Regions from separate parts of the Homo sapiens genome. Here region 1 is linked to region 2. A link is a contact called in ENCODE Hi-C data. All regions are on one chromosome and are shown on one strand. Each heading gives the region's core, a stretch centred on a gene start or an enhancer-like site at or near the end of the contact. The rest is flanking DNA. Distances are from core to core; before and after follow the strand shown.

What was found. A loop is a pair of places that touch in the nucleus more often than their neighbours do. Pooled maps may share reads with other maps.
Region 1: a loop to region 2 is called in a map with no recorded cell type, with 9 times the contacts of the local background. The contact joins two enhancer-like sites. A Hi-C loop is called at or near these places in 3 of 37 single-sample maps with no recorded cell type and 6 of 50 pooled maps.

Annotation. Positions count from the first base shown.
Region 1 is chr18:14,187,435-14,191,677 of GRCh38, forward strand. It overlaps the pseudogene ANKRD20A5P and the pseudogene RNU6-316P. Among named protein-coding and RNA genes, the nearest start is that of ZNF519, 57 kb to the left of the region's middle. Within about 2 kb of position 1,782, at least 4 of the 41 ENCODE cell types and tissues checked have a DNase peak (open chromatin) inside an H3K27ac peak, as active enhancers do.
Region 2 is chr18:13,565,952-13,570,538 of GRCh38, forward strand. All of the region lies in intron 4 of LDLRAD4 (low density lipoprotein receptor class A domain containing 4), which reads left to right. Among named protein-coding and RNA genes, the nearest start is that of MIR4526, 43 kb to the right of the region's middle. RefSeq lists enhancers at 717-1,344, 926-1,005, 3,026-3,175. Within about 2 kb of position 1,685, at least 19 of the 41 ENCODE cell types and tissues checked have a DNase peak (open chromatin) inside an H3K27ac peak, as active enhancers do.

The sequences.
Region 1 (4,243 bases), core at 532-3,031, 620 kb after region 2:
ATTTCTTGATTATTGGACATAACATACAGTTTTATAATACTTCTCAAATGCAGATGGTCATGGAGTCCTTCTCTTGGGGTATAATACTTCTGGTAAAGCAAATATTCTTTGGAATATAGTTTAAGAAACACTGCTTTAGTGAGAATAATTTAGATCATTAATTTATGTAAAAAACTTAAAATGTTTGCTACTATGTCTTAGGGTTTTGGGGGTATAGAGACAAAAGATACAGACCTTGCCTCAAGAAGCTCTTGGTTTCAGTGGGACACAGTGAAATGATTACAATGTACCATGCTAAGTGCTGTGATCAAAGCAAGGATTCTTGGGACTGGTAAATGTCTAAAGTGAGTTTTGGCAATGACCACAGTTAATCCGGGGAGACAGAGGAGGATTGTTTGCAAGGCAAAGAGCAGCACATCAGAAAGCACAGAGTGAGAAGGAAGGGACTGCTTTTCTTTTACTTCCTTTCTATATTGTATGTTGAAGTTCAAAGCACCTTAGAGAAGATTTTCAGTTCAGTTGAGAAATATGTAATTTTCTGAATTACTAATTTTTTCTGCTGTTTTATAGGACAGTAATACCCCACTTTTATTCGCTATAATTTGCAAGAAAGAGAAAATGGTGGAATTTTTATTGAAAAACAAAGCAAGTACACATGCCGTTGATAGGCTGAGATGGTACAGTAGTTCTTTTTTTTTTTAAATAAAAACTGTGTATTCTAGAGTGGTAACAGTCACTGAAGTCAGAAATATTAATAAGAAGATTAACGTAATTATTGGCATATAGTGAAAAATATCACCATGAATAATCAGATAGATCAGCAAATATTTGGACTGAGTAACATAAAGAACAGTATATAGTAGGATTCATCTTCTCCTAAATATAGAGTGTTTGTTATTTATAATTGGATGTTTTTGGTACTGTAATCTTGTATTAGCTAAAGGGTTTTGTATTAGCTTTATTAAGTTTTTTTGGAGATGCAATCTGGCTCTGTTGCCAGGCTGGAGTACAGTGGTGTGATGGCTCACTGCAACCTCCACCTCTCAGGCTCAAGTGATTCTCCTGCCTCAGCCTTCCAAGTAGCTGGGGCTACAGGTGCACGCCGCCATGCCCAGCTAATTTTTGTATTTTTAGTAGAGATGGGATTTCACCATGTTGGCCAGGATGGTCTCGATCTCTTGACCTCGTGATCTGCTCTCCTTGGCTCCTCAAAGTGCTGGGATTACAGGCATGAGCCACTGCACCTGGCCAGTTTTATTAATTTTTAAAGTGTGGACTTTTAGTTTATGACTACTAGCATTGTCATTATTATTATTGTTGTTGTTGTTGTTGTTGTTTTCAGCCTGCAGATAGCTCTTATCTGACCCCTAGCTGATTTGAATTATATATCAGACTAGGAAAGCAATGGCGAAATCTTCATCTAAATCTTTACCTACTTTAGATAAGTGACCTCAGCACAGTTTCTTGGCCATCAAAGGACTATGAGTTAGCAACTTGTATTATGTCATACCCCAGTGGGACAAGAGGCTTCCTTGTTGTCCTTTTCTTTCAGCCTTGGTGATAATTTACAAAGATGAACACTTGAGCACCCTAGATGCTTATAGACCCAAGCTAGTACATGCAAAATGTTATTATGTCTACACTGACAGGTGGATATTAAATTGGTAAAGTGTATCAAACTAGCTGTTTAAAAAAGTCTCTATTAAAGTTCTTGAGTGGAGTGATTTCTTTGTTATTTTAGAACAGCCCTCATGCTTGCTGTGCACTATGACTCACTGGGTATTGTCAACATCCTTCTTAAGCAAAGTATTAATGTCTTTACTCAAGACATGTGTGGACGAGATGCAGAAGATTACGCTATTTCTTGCCGTTTGACAAAGTAAGTGTTTATGTTAAAAGGCCAGTTAATATTGAATTGAAGTTTAAAATAATTGCAACTATTCCATCTTATACATTAGGTGAGAGTTCCTAGTTTGGTTCAGATAGTTTGAAATAGCAATGAGTTAGTCTACCTTTTAGCCAGAAATCAAGCAGAAATCTAGATTAGTTAGAAGTAGAGTGCAAGATATTTTCAGGATTTTTAAGACCTTTATCCCTAGGGATCTCAATGTTGTTCATTTTATCCTAAGTATAATCCCCATGCATGGGATAAAAAGAGCCACATTTTTTACTTCTTTTCCTTTCTTTTCTTTTCTTTTTTTTTTTTTTTCTTGAAACAAGGTCTCACTCTGTTGCCCTGGCTGCTCTTGAACTCCTGAGCTCAAGTAATCCTCCTGCCTCGGCCTGTCACAGTGCTAGCCACCATGCCTGGCCTGACTTTTCTAATTAGTTATTGGGTCTTGAAATGTCCAATTTAGCAGAAAATCTTGTATTTTCCCCTGGGGCTATCTCCTGTGTCTTCCTTCTTTGAATTTTCCAAGAAGCTAAGGAGTTTCCTAAGTCCAAGGAAGGGAATCTTTCTTTACAAGTCAGAAGAAGGGGGAAAAAGGCCATTCTGATCATTCTGTTGTTTCAATGGACTCATTTCCTGTATTGTTGCCATTGTAACTAGTCCTGCAATCTGATAATGATTGACCTTTGCCACCAGGATGACTTCACTCATTCAGACCCCTCGGTTTTTGTGGTGATTCATACATACAGTTCAAAGCTATGGTGTTTATTAATTTATGTACTTATGCTCAGTCATTGTTCCCTGATGCCAGCACCCTGATCTGGCAGCTAGGCCTCCTAGCTTTACCCACACAAATATTGAGCAAGTTGATCCTCACCCTACACTAAAAACCTTATTTGGAGCCCACATCTTAGCTATACTTAGCCTAGGCATTCATGGTAAGTTATCCTTTGAGACCCGTGTTTGTCTGTTCTTTAACCAACATTAGTTGGGATTGCTCTCAACAGTCAGGGATGTTCAAATAATGTTGCAGGAAAAGATTAGGGTTCCCTTTCCCTTTTGCTATCAGATCTGTACCTTGAGGCTTTTTTACATCCTGTGGAGCAGCTTTGGTTAGATAGCAGAAGGTTCCATGTTATCTTTCCACCGAGTAGTGGGAACCAACTTGCAGTTGGCCCCTCAAGTAATGTGTCTCTATGATAATGAAAATCTGGGCTAATCACAACTCTTCCTGGAGTTTTAAATATATTTTAAAATTCTACCTCACAGGAAGCCATTCAATAAAATTCTCTGAATCTAAAGTAGGTGAGTTGGATTTAACAGAGCTAAGCCTCATCCATGACTCAGGAGTGTCCATGTATCAAACAGGGCTTTGTACTTGTTTCAGCAGCACATATTTTAAAATTGGATCAATACAGAGCAGATAAGCATGGCTGCTGCCTAGGGATGGCACATAAATTCAGAAAGCATTCCATATTTTGCATAGTTCCGGGAAGGTCATTTGACTATTTGTCGAGTAGCTCCAAGGAAGCAGTGTGAGTGAAACCAAAACAGAAGACACCCAATATTGAAATTGTGATTATAACTGTGAAACTACTGATGTAAGGTGATCTCTGAAATGAGAACAGAGCTGAGTAATAAGGGGATGTTACTTGTTGCCGGTACATGTCTTGGAAATGACAAAATGTCAACTTGCATTTCCTTCATGGAACTGAAAAGCAATAAAAGCAGGGTTTTGTCTTGTATGTTAGTTGGAGAGGACCATGGAGATCCAGTGTCCTAGCACAGATCTGCTGGCTCAGAGTTTGAGGAGGTAGAGAAAGAGTGGTAGTTGTCCAAGCCCAGGTTTTGACACCTATTAGTTTTCTGCCCTTGGTGTGATTGATGAGCTCAGTGATGGGAGACAATTAGGTAATCTATTTTAATCAGATGAGTTATGAATTAGGTAAAATGCCCTGAATTACAAGCCACAAAGAATACAACTAATAACCAAAATTAGCACTTAATAACATTTTCTGCAAACTGCAACAATTGAATATTAGAACTTATAGAAAAACACACACCAAGCAATAAAGTTCAAGAATAAATCATTTCATTGCTTTACTATTTCCTGAACATTTAAACATGTAATCTTATTACATCTTCCTAACAACCTACTGAAGTAAGGTAGCAAAATCCTTATTTTTTAGAAGAAATCATGGATCCTAAGAGAAGCAACTTGTCTGGAAACAAAATATCGATTAGTTACAGAGTGAGGACTTATTCTGAGTGCAGGACATGTTACATGATGTCCAGCTAACTAGAGTTCATTTACTGAGCTATGCTTCCTCCATTTATGAGTACTTCACTTTT
Region 2 (4,587 bases), core at 435-2,934:
CCGAGCTGCTGCTCCAAGGCACGCCATTCGTCCATTCGTTCAGTCCAACAAGCCTGGGCCATGAATTTTCTCTGGGACCCGCATCATCTCATAGTGGGGACACAGAAATGCTCCCTCCCAGCCCCTGCTCCTGGGGCTGTGGTGTCTGGTAGAGAGGGCAGGTGTCTAACATGGTTACAGTTACATCCGCTTGGTGGGACTTGATGACAAGACTAACGGGCAGCCAATGAGACCCCCGTCAGTGCTGGGGAGATAGTAGGGGAAAGGGCACTGAGCCAGGACAGTAAGCTATCCCTTGGCTCCTGTTCCTGTCTCTGGAAGGTCAGTCTGTCCTGGAGGAGAAGCCAACACCCATCTCTGTTCAGCACAACGGGCATGAGTTTTCTTATATTTTCAATAAAGAGCATGCCTTAGACTTTTTTTTTTTTTTGAGACAGAGTCTCGCTCTGTTGCCAGGCTGGAGTGCAGTGGCGCAATCTTAGCTCATTGCAACCTCCACCTCCTGGGTTCAAGTGATTCTCCTGCCTCAGCCTCTCGAGTAGCTGGGACTACAGGCGCCTGCCACCACGCCCGGCTGATCTTTGTATTTTTAGTAGAGACGGGGTTTCACCATGTTGGCCAAGATGGTCTCGATCTCTTGACCTCATGATCCACCCGCCTTGGCCTCCCAAAGCGGTGGGATTACAGGCACGAGACGCTGCGCCCAGCCAAGAGTATGCCTTATATTAAATGACAGCAGGTGTCTCTTGGCCCAGTGGAAATAATTGATGTGGTGCTATACTATGGCTTTATGTCTTTATCCTTGACACATGGGTTCTCCCCACAGTCCCCCAAAAAGAGAGGATTTAAATATGTATAGGTTTACTTACAAACATCTGCCCAAAGGGTATTAGAGTAGCATGGAAAGTGGAAAATCATTTAGACTTGTTGAACTTCTGCTTTGTGCTGAATACTGTGCTAGAAATTCAATGGACTCAGTGTCCCTGTGAGGAGAGGGTCCTGCTGAGCTGATGGGGAAGCGAAGCCCAGCCTGGTGCAGCCTGGCCTGGAGTCACACAGCGTGTGTGAAAGAGCCTAGAACCAAGCCGCGCCTGGCCCAGGGGGGAAGCAGCCCTGCCAGTGCACGCAGACTTGTTCCCGTGTCACTGACCTCATCCTCATCGTGGGTTGCTCTGGTTTGCCTTGGTCAATATTAATCATTTCCCCCTGCCTCCCAGCTTCACTAGTTTAACTATGACGTGCATGTGCTTTTGTGGGTACCCTAAGAGTCCAGGGGCGCTGCTAAGAAAGACAAATACACACACGTAGGGAAGAAACACAAGTACCTTGCGTCTTCCTAATCTAACAGTGTCTGGATTGCTTCAGATTCCTGGAGTAGCTGGACTGAAGGCAGAGATGAGGGGCTTGTTGACCTGGGAGCTCTTTATAGCTAATGCTGCTCGGCTTCAGTTCCTGAGGCCTGCTGCCGTAGGGCCTGCCTGCAAACGCACTGTCACCACCCCCCGCCGCTGCAGCCCCCCAGGAGTTACGCTTTTGCAGAAGACCCAGCTGCCTAAGTAAAATTAAACACCCTCAAGCTGTTTGAGGCTCTTAAAAACATTTTCTCAGCACTGAACTTCTCTGAAGATCTGAGACTATTAGCACAAAACCAAGAGTTCTCTCTAAACTGCTTTTCTCTTTCCCCTGAATGCAAATGAACTTCCCCTGCTGGTTTCCATTCATCTGACAGGTCATAATTGTGACGTTGGTAAAATAGAGAAAGTTCCCTTTTGAAAATTGAGCTATGAGAACTTTTTTTGTTAAAAAAAAAAAAATAGAATATTTGCTTATTTTAAAAATAGAGTGACACAGTGATAATGGTGTCATCATTTAAACTCTACCCTATAAACTCTAGTTTGGACATGTCTTGGCTTATTGGAAATAATGAAAGTATTAACGCTGTGGATTTTTTGTTATAGTGGGTGTCACTGTTAGGAATTGTGAGTCACAGACATCTGGTCATCGTGCCTTCAACCCACAAGCAGTTATTGCCTCACATTAGAAACAAGTTTGGCCGGGCACTGTGGCTCACACCTGTAATCCCAGCACTTTGGGAGGCCGAGGAGGTGGGGGGTGGGGGGATCACCTGAGGTCAGGAGTTCGAGACCAGCCTAGCCAACATGGCGAAACCTGTCTCTACTAAAAACACAAATATTAGACAGGTGTGGTGATGTGTGCCTGCAGTCCCAGCTACTCAGGAGGCTGAGGCAGGAGAATCACTTGAACCTGGGAGGTGGAGGTTGCAGTGAGCCAAGATCATGCCACTGCACTCCAGCCTGGGTGACAGAGTGAGACTCCGTTTACAAAAAAAAAAAAAAGAAAAAAACAAGTTTGCAGAAGGCAGCATGGGGCTGGTATAGGGGCCCCACTAAGTCCTCGAGGATCCAGGTTATCTCTTTCGGCCCCACTCTCCCAGCACTTAGTGTCCAGCTCTGAGGTTGTTTCATGGTCTAGAATGGCTGCTGGAACTCCAGCCAGGACACTCACACTGCAGTCTGGACCATGGAAGAAGAACTGAAGTCCAAAATGATACATGCCTCCTTCCTTTAAAGACCCTTCCCAGAAGTCCCACACACCGCTTCTGCCACTGTCTCCTGGCCAGAACCTCACCGTAAGGCCACACCAGCTGCAGGAGGAACTGGACAAGGTTCCAGTCTTGCTAAGGAAGAAAGGGAAGGCAGAATAAAAACGAGTGCACTTCACGCCCCACATCAGGACCTGTGGCCTTCGTTATAATTTAGGGTCTCTGTATCACAGTAGACAGACCCCGTGGTTAGAGGCCTGCTGAGTGTAGGTTTCAGGTCTTCCTGTCTCTTACCTTATCAAGTTATTTAAATTTATAACATAGCCAAGCGTGCGTCTATCCAGGAAGTGTGTTCACATCTAGTCAGCATGGTCATCTTGAAGGGCTCAGGGAAAGACCCTCATACCCCACCTTCACCAATCCCTTGGTCATGAAGGATGTTGGCTCCTCTCACCTGCACCCTCTACCCAATGTGATGTTTGTAGGCACCCCATGAATAAACATTTTATGAATGAGTTGATATTAGTGGATTACACGAGCAACTACATCATTTGAAAAAAAAAATGATTATAAGAAGCTAAGAGAAGTTGTGACACTAATCCAATACTGAGATGCTTGTTTTAGATGATGTCATACTTTCATAGCAGACACTAGAGAAGCGCCCTTTGCCCTCCTCCCCACTCCTGGGGCCTTCCCCACACGTGGCCTCAGAAACTTCTTTCCCACGCTTGGGCCTCCCAGGGCCGCCCCATCCTGCAGGCTCAGGGGCTCAGACTCTGAACTATTAGCTCCATACTAGCCCTGCGCTATCTGGGGAATAAAACACTCTCTGTACTCTTGTCTCTATAGAAAAACTTTTTTTCAGTTGCAGGATAAGCCAATTAGAAATGAATTTTGGGCACCAAACTGATTCATAAGTCGGATGTTGCTTATCTTCACTTTACTTTAAAATGAATTGCTTTTATGTGTCTTTCAAGGAAAAAAATATTCTCAAAAAATCTGTAGCACTAATGATTAGCCTTACTTTGGGCTAATTTCCCTTTTGATAGAAACGAATGATTGTACCAACAACTTAAATTTCCCTTGGGGCTGGGCACAGTGGCTCAAACCTGTAATCCCAGCACTTTGGGAGGCCAAGTTGGGCAGATCACTTGAGGTCAGGAGTTCGAGACCAGACTGACCAACATGGTGAAACCCCTGTCTCTACTAAAAACACAAAATTTAGCCAGGCTTGGTGGCAGGTGCCGGTAATCCCAGCTACTTGGGAGGCTGAGGCAGGAGAATCGCTTGAACCCGGAAGGCAGAGGTTGCAGTGAGCCAATATCGTGCCACCGCACTGCAGCCTGGGTGACAAAGTGAGACTCTGTCTCAAAAAATAAATACATGAAAAATAAAAAATAAATTGCGCTTGGAAGAATAAGAAGTTATTTATATTTAGTTTTTTGTTTTAAAAGTATGCATGGGGAAGCAAGACAGCTGATCCCCATCAAAATTAAGCTGCTGGGCTTAGAAAGTGTTTTGGGGGAAGGGGTTGTATTTTATTTTGCAGGTGGTTTTTCTTCTTTTTGACAAAATCATTAGGCCTTTGAAGGACATTTTTGATCTAAGCAAAGCAAAGATAAAAGGTAGTGATAGAAGGTGACGTTTTCACTTGCTCCCTAACACTTGTGAGTCAGGCAAGGAAGAAGGACAGACGTGACTCGTCTGGGACGGTCTGCACCGGAGCATGTGGGGGGCCTGGTCTGTGCGCAGGTCAGCCCTTCTGTGGGTAGTGGTTTTCTCAAGATGCCACTACCTGGCTCGGGTCTCCGTGACCTTGTCCTGCAGCTCGTTGCCTAGACAACCAGCAGGCGGGAGCCCAGACGCCGGTCCACACAGGCAGTTATCAGGGCCAGAGGAGTGGCAGAGACTCCAGCGAGCACTGGGGCATCCATGGCACCCGAGGCTTCCAGGCGCCTCCTGCCCATTCCACACAAAGCAGAAATCTGGCAGCTGGAAGCAGCATGGTCTCAGCCGGGGACCTC